Linked DNA regions of Homo sapiens: region 1 is linked to region 2. A link is an interaction called in ENCODE POLR2A ChIA-PET data of the cell type or tissue named here. Cell type or tissue: Panc1. All regions are shown on one strand.

What was found. Peaks named below come from ENCODE experiments on the same cell type or tissue, not always from the same donor. Only the 100,000 strongest peaks of a DNase experiment are listed, where the experiment ranks them.
Region 1: POLR2A ChIA-PET joins it to region 2 with 7 read pairs; 2 of 35 experiments call an interaction of 5 or more read pairs at or near these places.

The regions. Positions count from the first base shown.
Region 1 is chr5:59,787,663-59,792,662 of GRCh38, forward strand. The region is part of intron 1 of PDE4D (phosphodiesterase 4D); the gene reads right to left. It overlaps LOC105378988 (a long non-coding RNA gene), which reads left to right. Exons shown (of 2, transcript XR_001742413.2): 1 at 1-227. Among named protein-coding and RNA genes, the nearest start is that of MIR582, 86 kb to the left of the region's middle. In Panc1, no CTCF peak of the experiment used is centred here; a DNase peak (open chromatin) is centred at 2,879; H3K4me3 peaks cover 693 bases.
Region 2 is chr5:60,040,993-60,045,992 of GRCh38, forward strand. It overlaps a transcript of PDE4D not described here. Among named protein-coding and RNA genes, the nearest start is that of PDE4D, 150 kb to the left of the region's middle. In Panc1, no CTCF peak of the experiment used is centred here; no DNase peak of the experiment used is centred here.

The DNA.
Region 1 (5,000 bases), 250 kb before region 2:
TTATTTTTAATGAGGAGCTTTTGAAGTGATTACTAGAAAATATACCAATTAGCGACCACAATTAATATTCAGTGACATTTAAAATTTCAAGTGAGATTTTAATTCACTCCTTGAATTTGTATGTCTTTTATATAGGCATCTCACTACAACGACCTTAGAGGTGGCATAAACTGAAATATAAAAGCTGGGTCTATCAAGCAACTAAAATCTGATTTGATGGTTAAAAGGTAAGAGACACATCTTAAAAATGCATATGTAAAGCCAAAAGCTGGGAATGATGCTAATATATTGAGTGACATATAAGCATAGAAAATCATCCACAGATGCTAACAGTAGGCTGAATTAAAAGTATAATAGGAACAAGGTAAAGCACAACATTTACTTAAAATAACAAGCTATGTATAAAACCCAACATTCTCAGCAATAGAAAAATGAAAAAAATGCATTCTAGTATGGTGTATCTCTATAAGATAGACATCATGGAAGACTTTAAAATGATGGCTTTGATGAAGTTTAACATGTTTAATGATTTCATAAAAATGTTCATGGTACAGTGTCATTTCAAAGAAAAAAAAGAGACAAGGTTTGAAAAGGTCTAGTTAAAGACTATTTGCAGGGGATTTAGTGACCTCTTTGGAGAGAGCTCCTTGTACTGAAGAAGGAGCTGGGCACATAGAGCTGAGCCCAATAACAAAACCTTGGCTGTCTGAAGGAAGGAGGCATTCTAAATGGAATATGGCAGCTGCACTTGAATGCTTTTCCAGGGATGAATCTCTGGATCCTGGGAGAAGCAGAGAGCTTTTAAGTAAAGAGATGTTGCATATAATTCCGTACAGTATCAGGAACAAAGTGAGAAATTTTAACATCCATTGGAGCAGCTACAAAGCCAAAGCATGGCCTTGTGATAGCTGCTTGACTCCCTGGGTAACAATGAGACCTAATAAGCCTTGGGGAGTCCAGAGAGCTGCTGGTTCTGGTGGAAGAGCAGTGGTTCCAAGAAGGGGGATGTGTTCCTGTGGGACACATTTAGAACTCCCAGAAATAATGAAATAGATTGTGTAGAAGAATTGCTTCAGCAAATGTGGGAAAAAACTAATGAAATTTAAATTATTATAGTTAATGTAACCTCCCTTGTTGCATTAGGCTAGAAAGTCCTGGCAAAATTTAAAGATTCCCTTACATAGCTATAGAATAGGAAAAATTAGAAAGTTCACTTATCAAAAGCTTGTTATAGGTAGTGATATGGGCTTTACAAAAAGAAAATAAAGTAAAAAATACTCAATAATGCAAAATCCAAAATAAACACAATGTAATCATAGACCTCTTTAACTTCAACAGTACAATACTGTTTCACAGCAAACAATCACTTCACTGTTACCTGAGCTTGGTTAGGATTTGCCTGAAGTAGACAGCCACGCGTTTTATAGGAACAGAGATACTGATGAATTCAGAAATATTTTATGAGAGAAGCGTCTCCCAAACTGGGAAGCCTCACCTAAGAAATATGCTCAGATGGGCATGACAGTTGTTTCAAGTGGTGAAGACCATTTCCAGGAAGAAAATTCACAAAAACTTTTTGTTCAGAATTAAGAACAAAAAATGTGCAATACAGAGAAGCAGGCTCACAGCTCAGTATAAAGGCTGGTTTCTAAAAGGCCAGAGCTGTCTCATGACAGATCAAGCTGCCTGGAAAGGCAATATGCGTTATGTCATCTATGTTCCCAGGAAGAAGCTACCAGACATGTGCTCAAGGCAAGTCAAGTTCTGTGCCAGAGAAGTGATGAGCCTGCGTGATGTCTACATTCCTTCCAGTGCTAAGATTCAAGATCCTCAGATTTGTGTCTGGGGAAAAACAGTATTACTTGGAATGATTGTAATTTTCTTGGCTATATTGAAGTCATACAGTATATTTAATTAGTCATTATATTCCCAGCTTTATACAGGTATGAATCTATTCCTCATGGGAGTGAAAACTATGCCCTGAATGCATATAAATGGCATTTTAATCTAAGATAAAATAGAAATCCTTGATTTAGTTCCATTAGTTCTAGGTCTCTGAAGGTCTTCATATTTAATGGCTGGCATCTTTACTTGCTCCTTCAGGGTTCTGCAAAACAGGAGTTTGGGGTCAGCGTTCTTCTAGGAGTAGAGTCAGGTCCTGATTCGATTTCATCCAGAACCAAAGTTATGTTGCTCTGATTTTAGAGTACACAGAGCTATAGCACTGAAGATAATTTTGAGCCTTATAAGCTAATGTGATATTTCTTTCAGTGTGATCAATGGAAGTTGAAAAGCAGGAAGAGTTCTTTCTGTACGTTTCTGCACTTGGTGGGAGTGTCATTGGAGAGAGTTTGGGGAGGGAGGAACTGACACCATTCCTGTCTACTTTATGCCAAACCTGTGACAGAGACACACAGAGCCTGGAGAGCTACTGGAGTACCTCTATCTGTAGACGAGGAAACAGGAGCTTACAGGGGACAGTAGTTTAGTGACATGTAGAGCCCAGGTTAAAACACAGCTCTGTCAAATCAAACCTTGTCTACTTTCAAACAACTGAACACAGCAAAATAATTACATGAGTGTTTTTAAATGTTGTATTTCAGTTATTGAAAAAAGAAGCCACTCACTCTTATTTTGGAATTATTAAAGTAGCCCAGAATCAAGATTTAAGTGGAAATATTTAAGACCAAAGGCACATTTTTTTCTTACCTTCAAAATATTTCGGGCTTCATGTGAAACTAAAGCCTTTAATAAGTTGACCTCAAAGATTGAAAAGAAAAGCAGATAAGCAATTTCCCGGTAAAGAAAGATTGCTACAAAATCGCTGTAGACTGTATGGAAATTTCAAAGGGTAGTGAAAATGTGCTCTGATGCCCAAAGTGAATAACAGGATGTGTGACTAAAGCTGTTGACCTACGACCAGCTAACTCACCTCAGAACCTACGGAGCTGCTGACGTTACTTCTCATTTTCTTTCTCTTTCCCCTTCCTCTCTTTGTCCTTATTTTTGATTCCACCCTCTGCCTCCATTCTGCTTCCTCCTCTTCAATGCTTTCTGTCATCCCGTCTTCCTTCTTTATTGTTTCTCTAATTGAGCCTAATATGCAATTCATTGTGAAATTAACATGACCCTAATATGAAAATGTGTTATAGATCACGAAAAACTTCCTGTCTACTACTATGTGTCCTGTTAAACCCAGGTTGCTGCAATCTGTTTCTTTCTCTGATAATAATTTTGCTTTCATTGTGCTCAGCGTGGGTTCTTCTGAGCTCACTCCACCCTCGCCCTGGGATGTGTGCCCATGTGGTGAGCACAGGGAGGTGGGAGTGCACTGTTAATTCTCTTCCTAAGAAAGAGAATGCGCCTTGTCCCTGTCTGAGGAAGACTTCCGAGTACACAGACTCAGAGTCCTGACAGTACGTCCAGCATCACAGAAAAATCTGCCATGGCATTTTATATTCCTAATTGTTCCTAATGTCAACAGAATAACATCCAAGAGAATTCACATAAATCTCCTGTTGAGAAATTTACTGTTACAGGAGCTTAATACTTCGTAATGCATGTACAGCCTAAATATGTTGTCCTTGGATGGAGAACACATTACTTATTAAAAGCCAGGAGAACAAACACTCTACTTGATCTTAGCCAAAGGCTAAAAAGCTATGAATATAATGGTGGGAGTTCACGGCGCTGAGAGCAACACAAAACCACTTTAGAGAACCTGCACTGTGAATTCTGGTTCTTCTCAGCTGATGGCATTGCATGCTTTCTTTAACCTCATGATTCTGTGTTTTAGAATGAAGACATTGTGCTGCTAACCCTCATAAAAGCAGGGTAAATGATGGAGAGGCCAAGCACACCCTCAACTCGTATTGACAGAATTATCCCTCAAACTCCCAGAGTTATTTGACATTATTAACATGGTCTGTAGTATTCATTTTATTTATTCTTTCAAAAATATTTGTAGAGTACCTTCTCAATTACAGTCAGTCACAAGACCGGGCCCTGTAAGGGTTAAAAATAAATACTGAAATATAAGCAATATGAAATAAATTCCTGCTTCTAAAGTTACAGGTCTAGGAGGGAGCAGACAGCCCCGGGCTTAGAATCCTAAGACTTGATTCAAGTGCTGCTTCTGCCACTCACTCTCTGAGTGACCTTAGGCAACTCACTTACACCTCTGTCTCTCACTTTCTCTCCTCATAAATCACAGATTATATCCAGCTCCTGGGATGTTATGAGACAAAACGAGAGAATGTGTGAGAAACTGCCCTGGGTACTCTGACTACACAAAAATAATGCACTGCAACTAAAGTATTTTCAAAGTCTAGTATAGGATACAATGTGTGGCTCCGAAACACAATAAGTGAAAATAGAAGAGGGACCTTAAACAAGCAAATGGTGACTTTACTAAAGCAGTGACAACAGAACTCAGTTCTATGGGCTCAGAGAAGAGATAAATCCATGAGTAGTAAGGGTATAAAGGGCTTCCCTGGGGAGGAAACGTGGCACAGAAACGGAACTAAGATTAATTAAGGATGGGCAATAGGATGGTAGGCATTATTCCCATTGTACTCATGTGGAAGCTAAGGCTTGGAAATATTTCATAACAAGTCTGAGGCCACAGTAGAACCAATACGTGGCAACGCCTACATTTAAAACCAGTTTACTTTTATTTTTTTTCATTTCAAATTCCGGGCACTTAAAATACTAGCAACCAACTTTGAGGCTCCAAGAAGCTGTGTGTGTGTGTGTGTGTGTGTGTGTGTGTGTGTGTTTTGAGGAAGTGGGCATGGAGTGAAGGAGGAAAGTAAGAACACCACATGGAAAAAGCACTAACAAGGGTGGCCAATGCAACAATGCATGTGATGTATTTGGGGGATTATGGATGGAAAATCCAGCTGGCATAGAGGTTTGTGCCGTGAAGGAGAAGAACGCAAGGTGGTAAAAGCATGCTGAGAATAAGTGAATATGCAAAGGAGTTTGGACATTTTCCACTA
Region 2 (5,000 bases):
AGCTGGTTAAAATAAAAGCTCATGAAAGGCTCACTGATTCATATTAGTAACTTCAGTTTTATAATTTAACTGCCATTATAGTTCTTATAAAAAATTTCCATCATTAAATCACAAACTGCTCCAAATTTTTATTTTGAGAAGCAATATGTTCATAAATGAAGCTTTGGATTATTAGATATATAGATAGTATATTCATCTCATTGTTGAAAGTTGAAAATTTTGGTCGATAGTCACGGCTTGGCTGATTTCTTCATAGAATTCTCTATGTATGTTCTACATGACATTGCTATGACACTAATGTCCAAAGCCTCCATTTCTCTTGAGAAAAAAAAATCACTTCTTGTCATGTTTCAATCACCCTCTGAGACGAAGCCACACACAGATGAAACAATAGCTAATTCTTTAAGGCAACTAGGAACTCTTTTGTGCCCTGGCAGGATAGTGTTTGAAACTTGTAATATGGTATACAGTTCTAATGGTAACATTTGAAAATAAGTGAATTACAGTGGCTGGCTGGCAAGATGGCCGAATAGGAACAGCTCCGGTCTGCAGCTCCCAGCGAGACCAATGCAGAAGGCAGGTGATTTCTGCATTTCTAACGGAGATACCCAGCTCATCTCATTGGGACTGGTTAGACAGTGGGTACAGACCACGGCGTGTGAGCTGAAGCAGGGTTGGGCATCAACTCACCTGGGAAGTTCAAGGGGTTGGGGAACTCCCTCCTCTAGCCAAGGGAAGCCATGAGGGACTGTGCTGTGAGGAATGGTGCATTCCGGCCCAGATACTACACATTTCCCACAGTCTTTGCAACCTGCAGACCAGGAGATTCCCTTGGGTTCCTACACCACCAGGATCCTGGGTTTTAAGCACACAACTGGGTGGCTGTTTGGGCAGACACCGAGCTAGCTGCAGGATTTTTTTTTTTTTCATACCACAGTGGCACCTGGAAGGCCAGTGAGACAGAACCATTCACAACTGTGGAAAGGGGGCTGAAACCAAGGAGCCAAGTGGTCTAGCTCAGCGGATCCCACCCCTGTGGAGCCCAGCAAGCTAAGATCCACTAGTTTAAATTTCTTGTTGCCAGCACAGCAGTCTGAAGTGGACCTGGGACACTTGAGCTTGGTGAGGGGAGGGGTGTCTGCTATTACTGAGGCTTCAGTAGGCGGTTTTCTCCTCACAGTGTAAACAAAGCCACCAGGAAGTTCAAACTGGGCTCAGCTCCACAAAGCCACTGTAGCCAGACTGCCTTCCTAGATTCCTCCTCTCTGGGCAGGGCACTTCTGAAAGAAAGGCAGCAGCCCCAGTCAGGGGCTTATAGATAAAATTCCCATCTCCCTGGGACAGAGCACCTGGGGGAAGGGGTGCCTGTAGGCGCTGCTTCAGCAGACAAACATTCCTGCCTGCTGGCTCTGAAGAGAGCAGTGGATCTCCCAGCGCAGTGCTTGAGCTCTGCTAAGGGACACAATGCTTCCTCAAATGGGTCCCTCACCCCCGTGCCTCCTGACTGGGAGATACTTCCCAGCAGGGGTCGACAGACACCTCATACAGGAGAGATCCAGCTGGCATCTGGTGGGTGCCCCTCTGGGAAAAACCTTCCAGAGGAAAGAACAGGCAGCAATCTTTGCTGTTCTACAGCCTCTGCTGGTGATACCCAGGCAAAGAGGGTCTGGAGTGGACATCCAGCAAACTCCAGCAGACCTGCAGCAGAGAGGCCTGACTGTTAGAAGGAAAACTAACAAACAGAAAGGAGTAGCATCAACGTCAACAAAAAGGATGTCCAGTCAGAAACCCCATCCAAGGGTCACCAACATCAAAGACCAAAGGTAGATAAATCCATGAAGATGGGGAGGAACCAGTGCAAAAAGTCTTAAAATTACAAAAATCAGAATGCCTCTTCTCCAAAGGATCACAACTCCTCACCAGCAAGGGAACAAAACTGGATGGAGAATGAATTTGACAAATTGACAGAAGTAGACTTCAAAATGTGGGTAACAACAAATGGCTCCGAGCTAAAGAAGCATGTTCTAACCCAATGCAGAGAAGCTAAGAACACTGAAAAAAGGTGAGAGGAATTGCTAACTAGAATAATCAGTTTAGAGAAGAATATAAACGACCTGATGGAGCTGAAAAACCCAGCACAAGAACTTCCTGAAGCATACACAAGTATCAATAGCCAAATTGATCAAGCAGAAGAAAGGATATCAGAGATTGAAGATCAATTTAATGAAAGAAAGGGTGAAGACAAGATTAGAGAAAAAAGAATGAAAGGGAAAGAACAAAGCCTCCAAGAAATATGGGACTATGTGAAAAAAACAAACTTACGTTTGATTGGTGTACCTCAAAGTGATGGGAGAATGGAACCAAGTTGGAAAACACCCTTCAGGATATTATCCAGTAGAATATCCCCAACCCAGCAAGACAGGCCAACATTCAAATTCAGGAAATACAGAGAACACCACAAAGATACTCCTCGAGAAGAGCAACCCCAAGACACATAATCATCAGATTCACCAAGGTCGAAATGGAGGAAAAAATGTTAAGGACAGCCAGAGAGAAAGCTCAGGTTACTCACAAAGGGAAGCACATCAGACTAACAGTGGATCTCTCTGCAGAAACCCTACAAGACAGAAAAGAGAGGGGGCCACTCTTAAAGGAAGGAATTTTCTTTTTTTTTTTTTTAAGGTTAAGGAATATTAAAGAGTTTATTTTATGCTCATTTATTCCTTCTTGAAAGCTCTTCTTTTCTTTACGTAGATTTCAGTTTTTGACCTATGTCATTTCATTTCTGACCGAAAAATTTCTTTCAACATTTATTTCAAGGCAGGTCTACTGGTGACAGATTCAGCCTTTGTCTGAGAAAGCATTTCTTCTTTGCTTTTGAAGGATAGTTTCACTGTATCCAGAATTCTAGTTTTATCCTTTAAACACTTTAAATATTTCACGCTACCTTCTTCTTTCTTGCATGGTTGCCAATGAGATTTCTGATGTAATTCTTATCCTTGTCCCTCCTTAGGTAAATTTCTTCTCTTCTGTAGCTTCTTTCATGTTTTCTGGTTGTCTTTAGTTTTCTGTGATTTGAACATAATATGACTAGGTGTGGACTTTTTTTTTATACTCAACAATAATTTATTGTATATTTTCAAATAGCTAAAAGAGGAGAATTGGACTGTTTCTAATACAAGACATGATAAATGCCTGAGGTGATGGACACCCCAATTGCCCCAATAAGATTATTATATATTGTATGTATCAAAATTTCACATGTATCCCATAGATATATACACTTATTATGTACCCATAATAATTAAAAACAATTTTTTAAAAGATCCTGTTTCTTAACATCTTTGACACTTCATTTATACTCTAGTTTTTCCTTTTTTTTATATTATACTTTAAGTTTTAGGGTACATGTGCACAATGTGCAGGTTAGTTACATATGTATACATGTGCCATGCTGGTGTGCTGCACCCACTAACTCGTCATCTAGCATTAGCTATATCTCCCATTGCTATCCCTCCCCCCTACCCCCACCCCACAATAGTCCCCAGAGTGTGATATTCCCCTTCCTGTGTCCATGTGTTCTCATTGTTCAATTCCCACCTATGAGTGAGAATATGCGGTGTTTGGTTTTTTGTTCTTGCGATAGTTTACTGAGAATGATGATTTCCAATTTCATCCATGTCCCTACAAAGGACATGAACTCATCATGTTTTATGGCCGCATAGTATTGCATGGTGTATATGTGCCACATTTTCTTAATCCAGTCTATCATTGATGGACATTTGGGTTGGTTCCAAGTCTTTGCTATTGTGAATAATGCCACAATAAACATACGTGTGCATGTGTCTTTATAGCAGCATGATTTATAGTCCTTTGGGTATATACCCAGTAATGGCATGGCTGGGTCAAATGGTATTTCTAGTTCTAGATCCCTGAGGAATCGCCACACTGACTTCCACAATGGTTGAACTAGTTTACAGTCCCACCAACAGTGTGAAAGTGTTCCTATTTATCCACATCCTCTCCAGCACCTGTTGTTTCCTGACTTTTTAATGATCACCATTCTAACTGGTGTGAGATGGTATCTCATTGTGGTTTTGATTTGCATTTCTCTGATGGCCAGTGATGGTGAGCATTTTTTCATGTGTTTTTTGGCTGCATAAATGTCATCTTTTGAGAAGTGTCTGTTCATGTCCACCCACTTTTTGATGGGGTTGTTTGTTTTTTTCTTGTAAATTTGTTTGAGTTCATTGTAGATTCTGGATATTAGCCCTTTGTCAGATGAGTAGGTTGTGAAAATTTTCTCCCATTTTGTAGGTTGCCTGTTCACTCTGATGGTAGTTTCTTTTGCTGTGCAGAAGCTCTTTAGTTTAATTAGATCCTATTTGTCAATTTTGGCTTTGGTTGCCATGGCTTTTGGTGTTTTAGACATGAAGTCCTTGCCCATGCCTATGTCCTGAATGGTAAAGCCTAGGTTTTCTCCTAGGGTTTTTATGGTTTTAGGTCTAACATTTAAGTCTTTAATCCATCTTGAATTGATTTTTGTATAAGGTGTAAGGAAGGGATCCAGTTTCAGCTTTCTACATATGGCTAGCCAGTTTTCCCAGCACCATTTATTAAATAGGGAATCCTCTCCCCATTGCTTGTTTTTCTCAGGTTTGACAAAGATCAGATAGTTGTAGATATGCAGCATTATTTCTGAGGGCTCTGTTCTGTTCCATTGATCTATATGTCTGTTTTGGTACCAGTACCATGCTGTTTTCATTACTGTAGCCTTGTAGTATAGTTTGAAGTCAAGTAGTGTGATGCCTCCAGCTTTGTTCTTTTGGCTTAGGATTGACTTGGTGATGCGGGCTCTTTTATGGTTCCATATGAGCTTTAAAGTAGTTTTTTTTCCAATTCTGTGAAGAAAGTCATTGGTAGCTTGATGGGGATGGCACTGAATCTTTAAATTACCTTGGGCAGTATGGCCATTTTCACGATATTGATTCTTCCTACCC